4 separate regions of the Homo sapiens genome follow, and all the other regions are linked to region 2. Evidence: chromatin contacts called from ENCODE Hi-C data. All regions are on one chromosome and are shown on one strand. Each heading gives the region's core, a stretch centred on a gene start or an enhancer-like site at or near the end of the contact. The rest is flanking DNA. Distances are from core to core; before and after follow the strand shown. Region 1 holds the start of CLP1 (cleavage factor polyribonucleotide kinase subunit 1). Region 2 holds the start of FAM111B (FAM111 trypsin like peptidase B). Region 3 holds the start of TIMM10 (translocase of inner mitochondrial membrane 10). Region 4 holds the start of MS4A1 (membrane spanning 4-domains A1).

Region 1 (2,807 bases), core at 120-2,619, 1.4 Mb after region 2:
GCCTGGGCAACAGAGCAAGACTCCATCTCAAAAAAAAAAAAAAAAATCATCCAATGGGCCAGGCACAGTGGCTTAGGCCTGTAATTTCAGCACTTTGGGGCGCTGAGTTGGGCAGATCCCCTGAGCTCAGAAGTACAAGACCAGCCTGGGCAACATGGTGAAACCCCGTCTGTAGAAAAAATGCAAATATTGGCCAGGCCTGGTGGCTCACGCCTGTAATCCCAGCACTTTGGGAGGCCAAGGTGGGTGGATCACCTGAGGTCAGGAGTTCAAGACCAGCTTGGCCAACATGGTGAAATCTCAGTATTTACTAAAAAATACAAAAATTAGCCAGGCATAATGGTGGGCGCCTGTAGTCCCAGCTACTCAGGAGACTGAGTCAGGAGAATCGCTTGAACCCAGGAGGTGGAGGTTGCAGGGTTGCAGTGAGGCGAGATCATGCCACTGTACTCCCGCCTGGGTGACAGACCAAGGCTCTGTCTCAAAAAAAAATAAAATAAAATAAACAAATAAATAAATAAATAATAAAAACATACAATGAATGTTTCCCCTTACCTTGCTTTAATTCTCTCCATATTTCTTATCACCATCGGTCTCACTATATATTGTGTCTTCCCCGCCTCCTCCACCCCAAAATGTAAGACTTAGGCATTTTTGTTTGATACTATATACTGCTTAGAATACAGCTTGACAGACTGTAGGCACCTCAATACATTGAGTGAATTAATGTCTCAGACATCAGAGAAAAACCATACCTACAGACTGACAGAAGATTTAATTATATCACCCTCCATCACTCTATTGGTAAACTCCAAACTTGAGAAGGTAACAGATGCCCTGACCCCAATCATCCTAGTCAACAGGAAAGGGCGTCTGAAATACGGATGCAAAGCAGAGCACACCGGGTCTGAACTCAGAAAACAGCCTAATCCTCGTCTCTGTAACTACTAGTAGTGTCTTTAGACAATCACTTAACTTCTCTGAACCTTTGAAGCTGTCGACTGGAAGCACTTACACTTCCTCAAATACAGTGTTGTTCTTGGGGTTTACAGGAATTGTGGGAGGAAAAAAAAGCACTTCGTAAACTAGAAAACGGCAAGGAAACGATATGAATTATTTCTGATCCTGGACTGCAGCTCTAGCTCCAGCATTTGTCCCAACCTTCCCAGACACCAAAATCTCCCCAAGACACCAAAATCTCCCCAGACACCAAAATGTCCCCAGACCCCAAGGAGGTGACAGTTGTGTTCCTGCCCTTTTTTTAACTCACCTGCGCAGCCAGGAGCCCAACAGGTAAACTCAGAAGGTCCTCCCGTGCAGAATTTAAACCAAACTACAAGCGGTTCTTGCCCGGACCCACGCCGGAAACAAACGCAGTTCCGCACTTGCGCTGTGAAAGGACACGCGGTCGCGCGCTGCCCTTTGGGATGTGTAGTTTGCCGGAGCAGCCGAGAGCGGGTGCACTCGCTAAGCCGCTCGGCCTTCTGGGAGTTGTAGTCAAAGGATTGTTTTGAACGTGACGCCAAAGGTGGGAGGGGCGGCTGTTGTCATTATTCGTGCAGCCGGAGGGAGGGGTGAGGAGGCGTGGCGGTTGCGCCCCCGCGCTGGGCAGGGACAGGTCGAGGGACCAGGCTTCGGCAGTGCGCGTCCGCGGCGGGAATCTCGCCCCAGATTTCCTGCTCCCCTGCAGCCCAGGAAACAGAAGGGAGGCCCGGGAGAAAGAGAGACTCACTGTCTCGGTCTAGGTCCCGCGACGGCCTGCTTGCCTGGACAAGCCACGAAGCACAAAATCCTTTTTAGGCAGGGGGAAACCCAGGGATAGAGAAAGCGGAGGAAGACAGCCTGACAGAGGTTTCACCAAGCTGTCATCTCCCACCTGACACAGTGCTTGGCACATGGAAGGCATTTCAAATTTTTTTTCTTTAATAAAAGAATAAAAATCCGATGATTTCTTCCAGCTACAAGTCAGTCATTACCCAACAACCTCTCTCCCACTAAACGAGGATTTTTGTTAGGCACTCATTTCCCTCCATAAATCCCTGACAGTTACAGGTCAGTCATTTGCCCCGCAGCCAACAGGTTCCACCACGTCTATAATCCTCTTTTTACTACCTTGGGCTTTGGAATCTTATATTATTTGCTATACTGCTTACATTACTGTGTGACTTTGAGCAAATCACAGGCTTCATCTCTCTGAGATCGTTTTTTTTTTTCTTTTTGTTTTTGAGACAGGGTCTCACTCTCTCGCCCAGGTTGGAGTACAGTGCCGCGAACATGGCTCACTGCAGCCTCGACCTCCTGGGCTCAAGCGTGATATCGTTTTTTGTCTGCAAAGTTGGGATAATAACAGTGCCCAACCTCCTAAAGTTGTTTTGACGATTGCAGGAATGTGCCTGTAAAGTACTAAGTACAATGCCTGTAATATAGAAAAAAATCTGATATCAGCTTTTACGTTTTTATTATAGGCTGGGGCGGAAGGGGCTATAATATCATTCATTCGTGCAATACTTAACATTTTTCAGATCCCTTTCAGGCATCTTCTTTCACAGCCACCCTGTAAAGACAGCTTTATTATATCCAATTTCAGATGGGGGAGGAGACTCAGATAGGTGCAGAGGTTTGCCCAAACATTAACAGCCATTGGTAGAGCTAGGACTCAAACCCAGAGTTTCTGAGTCCGGTTATAATAATAGTAAACATTTAGGCCAGGCGCGGTGGCTCACGCCTGCAGTCTCAGCACTTTGGGAGGCCGAGACGGGCGGATCACCTGAGGTCAGGAGTTCGAGACCAGCCTGACCAACATGGTG
Region 2 (3,085 bases), core at 171-2,670:
ACAAAACAAAACAAAAAAGAGCAAAACATATGAAACAATGGTTTGCAAGGAACTGGACATTATGCAATTAAGGACAGTGACAATTGAAATGTATCCTATAATCCACTTTAGCAGACTACCTTGAGGAATTCCAGGCCAGTGTGGCAAGGAAGGGCAGCAAGACAAAACCAGTAGGAATTCCAGATTTAAGGAGACAAAGCTGAGAGACTAAGGTGACAAGAGGTCACAGGCCAAAGACATGGTGGGAGACCTGCACAGAGAGGGAACTCTGGATATATGAAGAGGGTTCCCCTAAAGCATTCAGCTGTGTACTGATCAGAGCAGCAGCTGAGAAAACTTTCCAAGGCCAGGAAAGAACCACCCTAAAACTGTCATAGTCTAACTTTCCACCAACCCTCTCCCTGTAACCCTTTTAGGGATCCCCATTTCCTCATTTCTAGATTAAGGACTTTGGCTCAGATGAAACTTTTATTGTTCGTGTGAATTGGTTCCTCTAAGCTTTTTAAAAAGGATTCCAGATCCCACCCTCACAGACTCTGATTCAGTATGTCGGGGTGTGGCTATGGAATCTGCATTTTTACCTGCCTCACTCCACAACCCCCGCCTCAAAGGCGCACCAAGTTCTTTGAACAGCTGCCTCTGTCACCGCAGGATGACCTCAATGCTTTCCTAAAGCCCCAGAACCTATGAAGGTAACCTGTGCTTGAAGCTGTGCTTGCTTACAGAAACAGAGACTGGATGTCAGTAACCACCGTGCTACAAGATGGGAAACGAACTTAGAAGCGCTACCCTAACCTGAATCCTTGCTGATTACCATACCTCAATCTGTGCCTCGGGGAGAAACGCAGCTTGCTAGGCACATGTAGTGTTGGGTGGCAACAGAAAATAGGAGACTGCCACACTCAGCTGTTTCTGGAAAGCCCCGTCTCTTTCCAGAAATCCTTGCTTTCCAACTACCTGCCCTAAAAGACCTTAAGAAGCACCCTCACACTACACTCCAGGCACTTTGAGCAGGAGCTCTCCTACTCCATTCCTTGATCAGTGAATAGTTTCTGCTCTGCTTAACCGAACCTGGTCTCCTTCTATGGGCGCGAACGGCACCGGGCAGGGAAAGGACCCACCAGGGTCAAACGACCCTCTCGAGATTCAGGAACACCCAGATGATCTCTAAGTATCTCTTCAGGAGTACAACTCTTGGCCTTTGAAGCTGAGACAGGGGGAAGGGAATTACAACGGGCGGCTGCCCAGCTCCCCATCCAAAACCCCCTTGACTTTGGGCTGAGGTCCTTCTGCCTACTGCCCTTGTCAGCCATCCCCCTAAGAACTCCAGGTCCGACCCGGGAAAAGAAAAACCACTCACAGAACCGGAGAGTCTGTCCACACGGTGCAAGTGCCCGTCAGTGCCCGCCGCTCTGGATTTGCAGGTGCTGGAAAGACTGCTCTTTTATATCTCTCAGCTGAACTTTTCCCGCCTAGAAGGGCTCGCCCGTGCGCGGCAGGAGCCTGGGAACTGACACTCTCGCTGGCCAATGGACGAAGAGTCTCTGGAGGCTGTTTTTCTCTCATTGGATGTAAATGACTCATCTCTCATCCACTGTGGAAGCCAATTATCATCACTCCAGACAGTGATTGAAGGGAAGGACCGGATGAGCGCGCAGCGCGCGCAGGTGGGTCTGAAGGCCGGGCCGAGGGTACTGCGCGCCAACCCGCCCACCCTCCCTATTTGTCTGGATGACCCTTCCCGGTCTCAGTGATCCCCTCCCCGGCACCACTCAGTCCACGGCCAGTTCCCGTGTCCCAGGATAAACTAAGCAATCACCGCCCTGCTCTTTCCCGCTCATGGGCGTCCCCTGTCTCCCAGTGGAGGCTAGGGAGGAGCTGCGCGGTAGCTGGGCGGAGTGGGAGGTGCCTGGAGGTTTCGCGCTTTCTCCGACTTTTGATTGCCAGCGCGCTGGCGGGAGCCGCGCGCTGGCGGCAGCTGCAGGGCGAATAGCCCGCCAAGTTGCTTAGGTGTGTGGCAGTTGCTGCCTTTCTGCAGCGGCGGGGTGGGCGACGGTGGCGGGATGAGCATCCAGGCGGGATCCTTTGGCGGCAGCAGCAGAGAGAGCTCCACCCGGATAATGCAGAGGCCCAGGCTCCAGCGGACTTCAAGTCCCAGAGCAGGCTGCACCCGCGTCTGCGTGAAATCTAAAGGGACTTGGCCTGATCACAAATGAGCTAACTTCGCGGCGGGGCTGGCGAACACAGACAATGCCAGCCTGGAGGAGGCAGTGGCCAGCACTGCTTAGGCCTCGTTCCCAGGACGCGCATTACTGAGTGCTGTACTTTACCCTTTGGATGAAGGCTCCAGAGTACGACCTCCCCAAACTGATATCAAAGAAGTGCTTTGCATGGGGCTTGAGAAAACATCTTACTGTTTAAGAAAAGAACGTCTTACTGTCTGAGAAGCTGAATAGAATGAGATGCCATCAGTATTGGGTGTTATTTTTCAGAAGTTGCTCAAAGAAGGAGAGAAGATGGTTAAGTGGGGATGGAGACAATTATTTTGTAACTCATAGAAGGACAGATGTTTATGTAACAGTTGATAGTTTTGGTGGAATAATCATGAGCATGTTTCTGAAATTAATATAAAATATACAGAGACCCCTAAAATCACTGCTTAAATTACACGGGTCTTGAGGTGTTCGGAAAGAGCAAACTTTGGAAGTATAATTGTAAAAATAATGTCATACAGACAAAGAGAAGAGAAAACTTAACGACAGCTTTCTTAAATCGCTGTTATTCTTGAATCATCTGAAAGCAGTACACGTGCCTGGCACCAATATACATCAGAGAGTAAATCATTGCACAAGGAGACTTGATCTTCTTTTTTTGTAGAATCTGGAGGAAACAAATCTATGAAAAGCAAGAGATGGTAGAGAATGGTGTTGTCGAAATTGCCTGACATCATTGGAGATAGAGAATTTGCCCTGGTAAAAGGTGCTCCTCAGGGAGGAGCATCTGCACATTCCATTAGCATAAAGCCCCTGGTGGGCCATATGAAGAAGTCTGGATTTTGCTATAAATGTGAAATTTATTTTAAATG
Region 3 (3,043 bases), core at 160-2,659, 1.6 Mb after region 2:
AGATGCACACAACAATATGGAGGAAATCTTACAGGTACATTGAGCTAAAGAAGTCAGGCACAAAATAGAAAATAATGTATAATTCCATTTACACGAAGTTCAAGAACAAGGAAAACTAATTGATGGTGATAGAGGTCAGAATAGTGGTTAACTTCGAGAGGGGGTATTGATGGGGAAGGAACACAAGATAACTTTTTGGGGTGCAGGAAGTATTTTATATCTTGATCTGGATGGCGGTTATACAAATGTACATATATAGATACATATATATTTAATTAAGCTTAACATTCGTGTATTTTATGCACTTTATGAATGTTATACCCCAATCTTTAAAAATCAGGGCACAAGTTTGGCAAAGATGAGTCTTCAAAGCAGTAGAAAGGTCAATTGTTTAAAATTAGGATGGTCTTGGACAATTAGGGAAGCTTATGATGACCACACAGAAAATGTCTAGCCCACCTTTTCCAATGGGCAATGTGCCCTTGCGTCATTAATTTACATCTTGTAAATTTATTTTACCAGGAAATTGTGTGACAAATCAAGGGACTGAGTATTGTTTCCTTGTTTCCTTCTTTTTAGTGGGGAATGAGTGAATGGTGCAGTTTGAAGAACACATTAAGTCTTGAAAGTTGGAAAGTTCACCAGTACCCTTCTTTCCCTCACCCAAGATTAGCCCTGGTGGCAGCCGAAATTGCTTTTATTATCTCTTTGTGGCTGAGGACCTCTAACTGTTGAAGAAAACATATTTTACACGTCTTGTCTTTCTGCGAACAGGAAGCCTATCTCGCTTATCTTTGCAACCCCAGACGGGGCTTAGTGTGACCTACACACAGCAGTAATCGCACAACGTCCCGTGGAGCACTGCTTCTCAAATTTGGCTGTACATACGAATCACCTGGGGAATTTTAAATTGTATTGCTGCCTGAGGAATTTTAAACTGTACTCCCAGAGATTCTGATTTAATTGAAATGAGGTGAGTCCTGGGCACTGGGATGTTTAAAAACGTTCCAGGTGATTTTAACGCGAAACAAAAACAGAACCGCTGTTTGGGGGCGTTCTTCCTTCTCCACGCCTGATTTGCGCACAGGAGTCGGCTGTCTGGAACGGGGGTGAGGTTCACAGGTGTCTGTCGCCACGCCTCTTCCTACAGAACCAATAAACTGAAGCCGCTCGGTGACATCCCAAAGGACTTGAATTCTGATCGGGCTGCAGACGCTCTGCACCCCGCCCAAGCTTCTATGGTACTTTGGTGTCCTCTCTAGCACTGGCAAGTCGCCTTCCTCTTCGCCCGGCGCCAGCCGCTCCCTCTCTATGATCGCCGAGTTCCCGGCGCCGTCTCGTTGGTATTTAATTCCGGAAGCGAGTTTGAATCAAAGAAGAGGCGGGACTTTCCTCCCGGAAGTAACCCACGTGCTTCCGCTGGAGCCTCTCGGGAGGCGGGTAACGTTATAGTATTTGTCAGAAGTTGGGGTCTCCGTGGGCATTGTGATCCGTCCCAGGCAGTGGTAAGTGACACATGACCTCTGAATTCAATGTGGCCCTGATGATGGCGTCGCCATTTCAGAGGTGTAGCCTTTGGGCTGGGTCCCGGTCGCCTCTGTTCAGCGTATGATCCCATTCCCAGGGCCCTGGAGGTTCAGGTTCGTGGGTTAGAGAGTTCTCCTCCGGTCCTCGATCTCCTGAATAGAGGTGACCTCCAGGAACTGGGGCATCAGAGATCCGGGGCTCGATTTCCAGGCTCGCCATAGACGTCCTGTGCGACCTTGGGCTAGGCCTCAGTTTCCACATCCGTGAAATGGGGTGGTTAAGCTCACTGAGGTTAGTGGCCCGTGGTGGTCTGGCGCCCTGTGAGTCCTCTGTATCCTCTAGCCCCAGGGGTAGGAGAGTGAACGGCGGCGGTGGGTGCTGATGGTGATGTCTGCTCCCAGGATTAGGAGGCCAGAAGGAGATCCCTTCCACGGTGCTAGGCTGAGATGGATCCTCTCAGGGCCCAACAGCTGGCTGCGGAGCTGGAGGTGGAGATGATGGCCGATATGTACAACAGGTAAAGAGAACTATGTGCTACCCTGTCTTGGAAAATAAGTCTTGGTCACCCTTATCGAAGGTGAATGACTTATGACAAATTCCTTCCTGAATGTAGGGGAGCCTGAGGCCCATGCTTACCCTCCCCACACCCACCTTCAAGGTTGATCCTAATGTAGATGCAGTAAAGGGTCACTAGAATGAGTTGGGCATTTAGATGGGGATGGAACTGGCAATGCAGGAGCCAAGCAGGAAGAGAAACTCCAATCCAGGCTCTGGTTAGGTTCCAAGAAAAGCTGAGTATTTGCCTCTTGACAAATAGCACATAGCCAGCCCATTTAGTAGTTAACATTTTAAAACCCTTTATTCTGTGTCAGGCACTTGTTAATCTTCAAAATAATCCAGTGGGTTAATTTTATTAGTCCCGTCTTAAAATGAGGAAATTGATGATTCTAGAGGTTAAGTAACTTCCTTAGGGTCGGCAGCTGGTCAGTAACAATGCCAGAACTAGCACCTCAGTCTGATTCTGCAACTAGTGCTCATAACCATTTGGCAAATTTGGGAACAAATCCTGGCTCCACCAATCACCAGCAGTATAATTGGACATGTTACTTGCACTGTTTGACAATTGGTTTCCTCATTATGAAGAAGACATAATGATACCTACCTCATAGGACATCATAAATATTAAATCTAAAAATATATGAAAGCCCTTAGCCTCAAGCCCAACACTTAGTGAAATGTCTGCTATTTTTATTGGCTTAAGCTCTCTTGATTGGTTGGTTTATCCTGAAGGCTATAAATTAGAAGGATTTTTAAGTGTAGACTGTGAGGTCAGATGACCTGGCTTCATAACCCAGCTCTGTGTGATCCTTAGAAAATTACTGAGCCTCTGTTTGCCTTAATTTCCTCATCTGTAAAATGGGGATACATGTCTCTTAGGGTTATTGTAAGCATTGCATAACAGAATGCAGGTAAAGCACTTAGCAGGATGCCTGGCATGTAGCCAGTCCTCAACAAA
Region 4 (2,820 bases), core at 103-2,602, 1.3 Mb before region 2:
CCTCCCTCTTTACTTTCAATCAAACTCTGCATTAGATATGCACATCACCTGAGGGCGTTCCTGCTCTCCTTGCCTGATTGCAAGGAATTCTTCAGAGCTCCTAGCTCTTTGCTTTCCTTACTAGACATCAACTACTTTCTTCGGAGAATCCTGTATCCTACTAGACTTGCATAGGGAACCTGTTTTCTATGTACTATGAGCTCAGTTACATTAAGCTGAACATCAAACTCAGCTACTTCCTCAGGGAAGCTTAACAAGTGCTCACAATGGCCAGGTGCAGTGGCTCACACCTGTAATCCCAGCACTTTGGGAAGCCGAGGCAGGTGGATCCCCTGAGGTCGGGAGCTCGAGACCAGCCTGGCCAACATGGAGAAACCTTGTCTCCACTAAAAAATGAACAAACAAACAAAACACACACACAAAAATGCTCACAATGCTGGATTAAACATTTCTTTCCACCGGATTCTCAGTGAGATTAAGCCATTTTATGGGAAACAGGGAAAGGGAATCACTTATATACTGGATTCAGAAAACAGTAATGGCATGATTAAAATTAATCCTTGTTTTCCTTCATTAGAGCTCCCCCACATCTGCAGCGCCCCCTCTTACTCTTGGTTTCCCATGTGATAGATTTGAGGCAGGATTTCATGCTCAACTTGGTGTCCACAAATCCCCTCCAGAAAATGTTAGCCTGTAAAGCCACCTATACTTCTAGGTATATTTACATTTAATGTAGACAAAAGCATTTACAGGAAGACAAATGGAGTTTTTTTCATTATGCCTATGACTGATTATTTTCTCATTTGGTATTGGGAAGTCCTAAGGGATTCAGGATTTTAGTTCCAATTTTCCTAATGTAATGGGTACCATTGCCCCCATTTTATAGATGAGGAAGCTGAGGCTTTAGAGGTTTAGTAATTTGCCCAAGGTTATATTGTTTGTTAGTGGTAGAGCTCCAGTTTGAACCCAATGGTTTAGAAACCATGATTTAATATATATGCTGCAATCTACTACTTTTGTGGAATGATTCACAGTTGACTGCATAGGGTAATTGTTGAGAGGGAGACTGATTAGAGGAGTGAGTGGGCAGCAAGCCTTGATATCGTCACCCCTCCTTAAGTCATAGAACTATTAGGAAGTCTGACTAGGGAAACTCTAGAATTAAGATCAAGAACCTCCAGTCTTCAAAACCATTCTATACCTTATCCATCACCTCCTTTAAGTCATTTAAAGAAAGCAAATTGATTCCTTACCTGAGTCTCCAAGGCCTCAAATCTCAAGGGCTGATTTGGATGCTAGCTGCGGAGTTCAGTGGGTGCAGTTTGTTTCTCAAGCACACTGGGAGGGTGAGTGGTGTAGTCCAGGCCTGAAGATGAAATCGCTGATAGACATCAGGTGACAGGAAATCAGTAGCTTCTGCTACCTTGGGCTTCGCTCCAATTACTTTGGTTTAACACTTACCATAGCTGAAGGAGGTGCAAAAAAAGTTTCTGCCTTACCAGGTTTCACTTCTTGAAAAAGACCCCAGGGGACTGCCTGGCATGCTCATGCTACCTTAATTAGAAGAACTTCTGCAGCCCCCACCCTATAAGCAGGTGTGGATGGTAGGTCCCTGAGGACAAGAAAGATTCTAGAAGTTGGTCAAAGATGGGCCGTTAGCACTGACTTTTACCTTCTGGCTTCACTTTTAGGGCTGAGTAGGTGGGCAGGAGGCATCCATGCAGAGATTCAAGAATCACTGAGGCTGTACACTTGGCAGCACTATACTTAGGGGTCCCCAAATATTGTCCTCATTGGCTCACACTTAAGTTTCTTATGAACCATGTATATATCTTGTGTCAGATTTAGCAGAAATGGCCTAAAATTATACTTTAGTGCCATAGTACATGTACCCAGCCACTCAAAGCAAGAATTAGCCTCCATATTTGGAAATATAAATTGAAATAGCACTTTTACCTCTGAACCCACCTTTTTCTTCTGTCTGTCAAGTTCCCTTGTGTCCCCTCTCTTTTTAGTCTAGTCTGGAGCTGCAGGGTCATCAAGCACAGTACTAGATCAAGTAGGGAAATGGAAGAAGTTGGTAGTGTCAGGAGAGTCTAAATATTTGGGATGTGAATCAAAGTTTTGCCCAAAGATAATGTCCTCTCTCTCCCCCTACAATATTCAACTTTTATGTTCATATGTGGGATTTTTAATTACATTTTTATTTCCCTGTTCATTGCTTCATTTTATTAGAGACACAGAGCTATAGTTAGGTAATTATTTGTTTATTTAATCTAAAGGGATGAAATATGGCAGGCAGCTCTGTTGCCTAATTCGAGGTTCATTCCTGTCTCTCTCTTTCATCTCTTCTCTCTTTCTCTTTCTGCCTCTCTTTTTAAATTTAAGATAGTTTGGAACCATAGGGTTAGATCCACTGGGTAGAAGTAGTTCTGGGGAGGCTGATTGTGGTGTGATATTTAAAAAGATGCCACTCTAAAAAAAAAAATTGTTGGAGCCGTTCATTAGGGGAACTGGCTACCATTTCAATAGAGAATTTACTTCTTCAAGAATACTCAAGTAAAGTCATGCAGTCACCTCTCAGAGATGCTGTAGAGTGAAGGAGAGTGGGAACAGAAGATCCATCATCCATTTAACATTCTAATTGAGGGTCTATGCATATCTGCTGAAATGCTTGAGTGATTGGTGATGGGAGGACAATTACCTAGGGTCTGAGTTGTGGATGATTGTGAAACCTGAGGTTTGAGTCCTGGATGGTGGGGTGGTTAGAGGCATGTGCCTTCATTTTAGTTGGCATGGGAACAGGGTCAGGACTTGGCA

What was found. Hi-C counts contacts between places; a loop is a spot of excess contacts on that map. Pooled maps may share reads with other maps.
Region 1: a pooled map shows a loop between it and region 2 (6-fold over the local background). The contact joins the promoter of CLP1 here to the promoter of FAM111B in region 2. A Hi-C loop is called at or near these places in 1 of 168 maps with a recorded cell type or tissue (naive thymus-derived CD4-positive, alpha-beta T cell), 6 of 37 single-sample maps with no recorded cell type and 10 of 50 pooled maps.
Region 3: a pooled map shows a loop between it and region 2 (10-fold over the local background). The contact joins the promoter of TIMM10 here to the promoter of FAM111B in region 2. A Hi-C loop is called at or near these places in 8 of 50 pooled maps.
Region 4: a loop to region 2 is called in a map with no recorded cell type, with 6 times the contacts of the local background. The contact joins the promoter of MS4A1 here to the promoter of FAM111B in region 2. A Hi-C loop is called at or near these places in 2 of 37 single-sample maps with no recorded cell type and 2 of 50 pooled maps.

What each region holds. Positions count from the first base shown.
Region 1 is chr11:57,656,324-57,659,130 of GRCh38, reverse strand. CLP1 (cleavage factor polyribonucleotide kinase subunit 1) reads right to left here and starts at 1,369. Exons shown (of 3, transcript NM_006831.3): 1 at 1,271-1,369. RefSeq lists an enhancer at 1,726-1,895.
Region 2 is chr11:59,105,572-59,108,656 of GRCh38, reverse strand. FAM111B (FAM111 trypsin like peptidase B) reads right to left here and starts at 1,420. Exons shown (of 4, transcript NM_198947.4): 1 at 1,361-1,420. It overlaps LOC105369315 (a long non-coding RNA gene), which reads left to right and starts at 1,932. Exons shown (of 3, transcript XR_007062680.1): 1 at 1,932-3,085. RefSeq lists enhancers at 252-301, 1,442-1,531.
Region 3 is chr11:57,529,120-57,532,162 of GRCh38, reverse strand. It overlaps TIMM10 (translocase of inner mitochondrial membrane 10), which reads left to right and starts at 1,409. Exons shown (of 3, transcript NM_012456.3): 1 at 1,409-1,505; 2 at 1,929-2,044. The coding sequence starts at 1,974. RefSeq lists an enhancer at 1,230-1,409.
Region 4 is chr11:60,454,379-60,457,198 of GRCh38, reverse strand. It overlaps MS4A1 (membrane spanning 4-domains A1), which reads right to left and starts at 1,352. Exons shown (of 8, transcript NM_152866.3): 1 at 1,254-1,352.